2 separate regions of the Homo sapiens genome follow, and region 1 is linked to region 2. Evidence: chromatin loops called from intact Hi-C (ENCODE). Cell type or tissue: transverse colon. All regions are shown on one strand. Links, peaks and the distances in the headings refer to the core of each region. The heading gives the core; the rest is flanking DNA. Region 1 overlaps SYNPO2 (synaptopodin 2). Region 2 overlaps USP53 (ubiquitin specific peptidase 53).

The links. A loop is a pair of places that touch in the nucleus more often than their neighbours do. Peaks named below come from ENCODE experiments on the same cell type or tissue, not always from the same donor. Only the 100,000 strongest peaks of a DNase experiment are listed, where the experiment ranks them.
Region 1: a loop joins it to region 2, with 38 times the contacts of the local background. A loop is called at or near these places in 1 of 110 quality-filtered maps.

What each region holds. Positions count from the first base shown.
Region 1 is chr4:118,901,623-118,904,545 of GRCh38, reverse strand. All of the region lies in intron 1 of SYNPO2 (synaptopodin 2), which reads right to left. Among named protein-coding and RNA genes, the nearest start is that of SYNPO2, 14 kb to the right of the region's middle. In transverse colon, for the core only: no CTCF peak of the experiment used is centred there; no DNase peak of the experiment used is centred there; H3K27ac peaks cover 2,500 bases.
Region 2 is chr4:119,215,795-119,218,717 of GRCh38, reverse strand. USP53 (ubiquitin specific peptidase 53) reads right to left here. Exons shown (of 19, transcript NM_001371395.1): 3 at 1,045-1,168. Among named protein-coding and RNA genes, the nearest start is that of USP53, 4.5 kb to the right of the region's middle. In transverse colon, for the core only: no CTCF peak of the experiment used is centred there; no DNase peak of the experiment used is centred there; H3K4me3 peaks cover 364 bases.

The DNA of each region.
Region 1 (2,923 bases), core at 202-2,701, 310 kb after region 2:
TACTTACCAAGGACAATTTATTTTCTTTTATATTTTCAAAGTGCTTGAAATGATTTCTTCTCTTCGTGATGATTTCCATATGCTGTTTCCAATTAAAGGGCAATAGGTTATTCAGCAAATGTGAGGCAGCATTCTAAAACTATTAAATGCCACTTCACAAGGTGGGACTCCAAGGACTACAGGAGCCCTTCCAATGACATCCGGGTCTCAAAAATCACTGAGTAGAAGACAGCAGATATGCCTTAATTTCATAAAAGTTAGTTAGATAAAATTAGAATAACCGCAAACATGCTAATAATAATTTTTAAACTCTTGAATGTTTTCTAAGTACTAAGTGATTTGAATGTATAATTTCTAACCTGAAAACACTCCTTGGAAATGAGCGTTATGACTATCCCCATGTTACAAATGAGGAAACTGAGGCACAAAGACTAATATATTGAAAGTCCATTTGCTCTAAATAGAGCTCAACAGAATTATATGCAATTAATTACAGCTTGAGGTATTTCCTTTTAAAAATCTGTACCATTGGCGGGGCACGGTGGCTCATGCCTGTAATCCTAGCACTTTGGGAGGCTGAGGTGGGCGGATCACGAGGTCAGGAGATCAAGACCATCTTGGCCAACATGGTGAAACCCCTTGTTGAAACTACTGAAAATACAAAAATTAGCTGGGCATGGTGGCATGTGCCTGTAAATCCCAGCGACTCGGGAGGCTGAGGCAGGAGAATCACTTGAACCAGGGAGTCAGAGGTTGCAGTGAGCCGAGATCACGCCACTGCACTCCAGCCTGGTGACAGAGTGAGATTCCGTCTAAAAAAAAAAAATTGTACCATTTTTAAGTGGGACAATCATTTGATTTTATTTGGCCAAATAAAATACATAATTTTAGGATCCCTTCTCTTAAACTGATTAAACTGAATAACAAAGTAATCTTGATTAGTAACTGATACTGCAAACATTTTCTGAAATGTCATATTTATCAAAAATGAAAACTTGCACTGGGTAAAAGCATCATCGCAAGTTGTTCCATCTGGCTTTTGTGCTCTTAATTTTATTTGTATATCTGGAGTTCAGTGAATTGGACTACTGCTCTTCTTAATTTTTGAATAAATAAAACTTGTTTAGAAGACAGTTACTTCCTCCTTTAACTAGAATAACAATACTAACGACAAACCCCTTTACTGCATGATTACTGTGTGCCAGGTACACAGAAAGAGAAAGAGGCTTTCTCATGAGCTCATTCTTTTTCAGCATTTTACAATATATTATGTTTTACTGTGCCTGATTAAGTGAATTTCCATATAATTATCTAGTTTCAAGGAAATCATCTTAATGTACAGTCTTTAAAAAGCCTTCTAAGTTATATTATTAACTGACTCTTTGGGTCTCAGATTTCTCACCTATAAAACTAAGTAATATTCCAATATTTTTTTTATCTACAAAGGCAGCAATTTCGTTACATAGTACCTTATTCTACAGATGAGGAAACTAAAGCTCTGAAAAATGTCTTTAAAGTTACACAGTAAGTCTTAACCAGCACTGAAATATTTTTATCCTTTCCATGGGTTAGTTTCCAAAAAATATCCAAATAGGATTATCTATTTTTTTAAGGAGAACTGAAATTAAGACACATTAGAAAATACAGCAAAACTCTTCTTTGCTCTAGGTATGGTGTCAAGGTTAAACATGGTAATAATAATTTTTAAACTCTTGAATGTTTTCTAAGTACTAAGTGATCTAGTACAGATCTAAACAGGATCTAGGTATTAAAATTCTCCTCGACACTCCTTAAATTCCTCTTCTCTCACGGGGAGAATACATTTCAGAAGAAGAGAAAAGATTAATATTATTTGTATCAGAATTGTTACATAAGAGGTTGTAGTGATTATTCACTTAAATAAGTGCTTGACATGGTTTGGCTGTGTCCCCACCCAAATCTCATCTTGAATTGTAGCTCCCATAATTCCCACATGTTATGGGAGGGACCCAGTGGGAGAAAATTAAATCATGGGGGCGGTTTCCCTCATACTATTCTCCTGGTAGTGAATAAGTAAGTCTCACCAGATCTGATGGTTTTATAAGGGGAAACCCCTTTTGCTTGGCTCTCATTCTCTCTTGTCTGCTGCCATTTTCCTTCCACCATGATTGTGAGGCCTTTCCAGCCACGTGGAACTGTGAGTTCATTAAACCTCTTTTTCTTTATAAATTACTTAGTCTCAGGTATGTCTTTATCGGCAGTGTGAAAATGGACGAATACAGGTGCTCTAGAGACTGGTCAGTAGGCTGCTACATCATGAGAAGCCGAAATGGATGAAGAGGAAATTTGAAGACCACATTGCAAAGTTGTTCTTAAAGGACCTGTGCATTAATCATTTAATGATGGGAAAATAACCACATGGCCAGAGTTCCCAGGAGAGAGAGTTTTTCATTTTTATCACTGTGAAAGCCTGGACTTCTCATAATAATTTGTCATGGAAATATGTGCCAGCTACATTGGCACATTTACTTTTGTTGACCATACCAAGCACACTTCTGTCTCAGGGCTCCTGTACCTTTAGAACCCTGTGCCTGGAAGGCTCTTCCCCCAACTATCTAACAAGCCCACTGGATTCTTATCTACATTTATTTTCATCTACAAAATGAAAAGGAAATGAGCACTAACTAACATTGAATCTACTTTACTATGTGGATTTACAGTGGTATCCTGGTCCAGTCTGGTCTGTGGGCCAGACAGACAGTTATGTACTTCCCACAGTGCTTTGGTGACCTCACCAAAAAGGGGACCCACCTCCCAGCAGGGTGGAGGGTTTCTCGTCAATTCATTCTCTTTCAGTATTTTGCAATATATTATGTTTTACTATGCCTGATTAAGTGAATTTCCATATAATTATCTAGTTTCAAGGAAATTGACTCTCACAAAA
Region 2 (2,923 bases), core at 247-2,746:
AACTGTGTTTATAAAGCTAAAGGATTATAGTAAGGAAGGTATAATTGAAGAATAAATATTCTTTGATGTGTAAAACCATTGTCACTCTAGAAATGGAGGAATTAGAGAAGACTACAGTAGAAAATTTATAAAACACAGAAAATAAAATTAATAAGAAAAAAGACTATAATACTGCCAACAAAAAAACAGTAAGTTTTAAGTAATTTTCAATGTTTCCACTTTTTTGCTCTATTTCTTTGTGTCTAACAAAAAACCGTGCTATATTTCATGTTGCTTTTACCTATTCACTAGTTTCCACTAGTAACTAACTAGCAAAAGACAAGCATACACATGTATCCAGAATATAGGACATGGTCATTAAAGAAAATGGCTTACAGCAGTCTACTTTTAAGACATGATCTCCAGAAGAAAATTATGTCAAGCCAGCAATAACCTAACATTTATTTGCCTTGACAAAGCCCCAGACTGAACTCTTACTTTATCTATACCTTCCTCCCCATCTCAGCCAATGGCAACTTTATCTTTCCAGTTGCTGAGAACAAATATCTTGATGTCATCTTTGACTCCTTTTTCTGTCATATTTCAGGATCTGACCACTTTTCACCACCTCCACTTCAACAATTCTAGTCTTGGCCATCATCACATCTTGTGTGGATTAAAAAAATAGCAGCTTGTCTCCTGGCTTCTACCCTTTACACAGTAACATATAAGTCTATTCTGGAGAGCAGACAGAGATCTTTCTAAAATTAAATCATAATGTCACTATCTGCCCAGCCCCTCATCTAACTACTTGACCTTTGGCTTTCCCATTCCAGCCACATCAGCCTCCTTCTCATTCCTGCACACTATACAAACTTCTGTTCTCTATATTGTTTGCACTGGCCATTCCCCTGCCTGGAATACATTCCCCCCATAACGCCCACATGGCTTTGCCCTCCCTCCCTTCATAATTGCTTTGCCAAAAAAGTCACTTAAATGAGGCCTACACTTATTTAAAATTGCAAACCATCACAATCTCTACCACGCTTTCCAAATTCCTCTTACCTTGTTCTACTTTTTCATTCCTCCTTGGCACTTTTCTCCTTCTAAATATATTATAGAATTGACTGCTTATTCTTTATTGTCTCTTCTCCAAATCCACTTAGAATGTAAAGCAAATCCCAAGCATCTAGAACAGAACACAGTGCATGGTTAAGTTTTCATCAAATATTTATTAAAGGAAGCTCAGGAAACAAAGTAAAATCTCAAACAACAAACCCTTTGGAAAAAACAGTGTTCCTAACAAAGACAACCTAGGCACTAAAGTATAGGACAATTTCCTACCATCTGGCAGGTAGGTCAGTGTCAGTACTACACTGACAAAGGAGGAGCATTATCTCATGCCTATATGGTAGCATCATATAGGAGGAAAAATTTAGGGCTCAATCTGCTCACCTAAGTATGGGGAGGGGCACCATGAGAGGGGCAACAGTTTATTATGCAGGCTGAGGAGTTAAGAAAAAGCCAAAGAATGAGGTATCTGATGGGCAAAGAATACCCTGATGGCTTCTTGACAAGGATGGAATCCATACCCTGATAGTGACCTTATAATTCCCATAGATATTTTATTCCTCCTCTGATATAAAGTTTACAACACATTGCTCAACTACTCAATCATTAAAAATCTATCAGTTTCATCATCTATAATCAAAATCATAGGGCTACTGTGAGAATCATAAACCATGTATAAAATACCTAATAAATGGCCAAAACATAGGCATTCAACGAATGCAGGCTAATTATAATAACATTATCTTCCACGTAAAATGATTTTTAACAATGTCAACAAGGATTTAGAAAAAAGCAGACGCTGTATTATATATTTTATACTCCATTTTGCTATCTTTAAGGAAATACCTTAAACTGATATATTAAACTTAACCATTGCTTTAATTCAGATTAATGAGATCAGATAAATTGTTCAATGAAATATCAATTTCTTAATTTTAAAATTTTAGTAGCTGTTCTTAGTAAATCATAAGCAATTTTGTTACGGAGCTATCCTAGTTTAAGAATATCTAGCATATGAAAAACCTAATTTATAAAATGAATGTTTGGGAATACTTCACATTATAAGTGGATTTTCACCACAGAATTGTTGTAAATATTCATTTACAAAACCTTTCTGGACTAGAAAGGAGAGAAGGAGAAAATGAGTTAAAATGTTAACAGCCAATGGATCAGAAAGAAAGATAAAGTGACTGAAGTAAGTGTCAGCAACAGAGACTTGATTTAGAAATTTTCAACCAAAGTATAAGTTTTCAGAAAAATAACTACTTAATGATTTTTTTTTTTTTTTAGACAGAGTCTCACTCGGTCGCCCAGGATGTAGAGCAACGGCACAATCTCAGCTAACTGCAACCTCCGCCTCTTGGGTTCAAGTGATTCTCCTGCCTCAGCCTCCTTAGTAGCTGGGACCACAGGTGTGCACCACCACGCCTGGCTAATTTTTGTATTTTTTAGTACAGATAGGGTTTCACCATGTTGGCCAGGGTGGTCTCAATCTCCTGGCCTCAAGTGATCCGCCTGCCTCAGCCTCCCAAAGTGCTAGGATTACAGGCGTGAGCCACAGCACCCAGCCAACATTGTCTAATTAACTTTTGACTTTCTAGTGTTTAGCACTATGCCTAGCATACAATAGGAGGTCAATAATGTTTATTCAATACTTCTAACTCAGAAAAGCGCAGCAGTAAAAAACTTCCAAAGGAAGGGTATTTCTTAAAACTTCTTTTTTGTAATATGTGTAAAATTGAAAACTAATGTTATCTTCAAATTAATTCAAAAATACCATGACACCTCAAATAACTGATTTTGTTCATAAAAATAGCTAAGATATTGGAATAAGGTTTATTTTGCAGAAAAAATTCTGATGAACTGCAGAGTA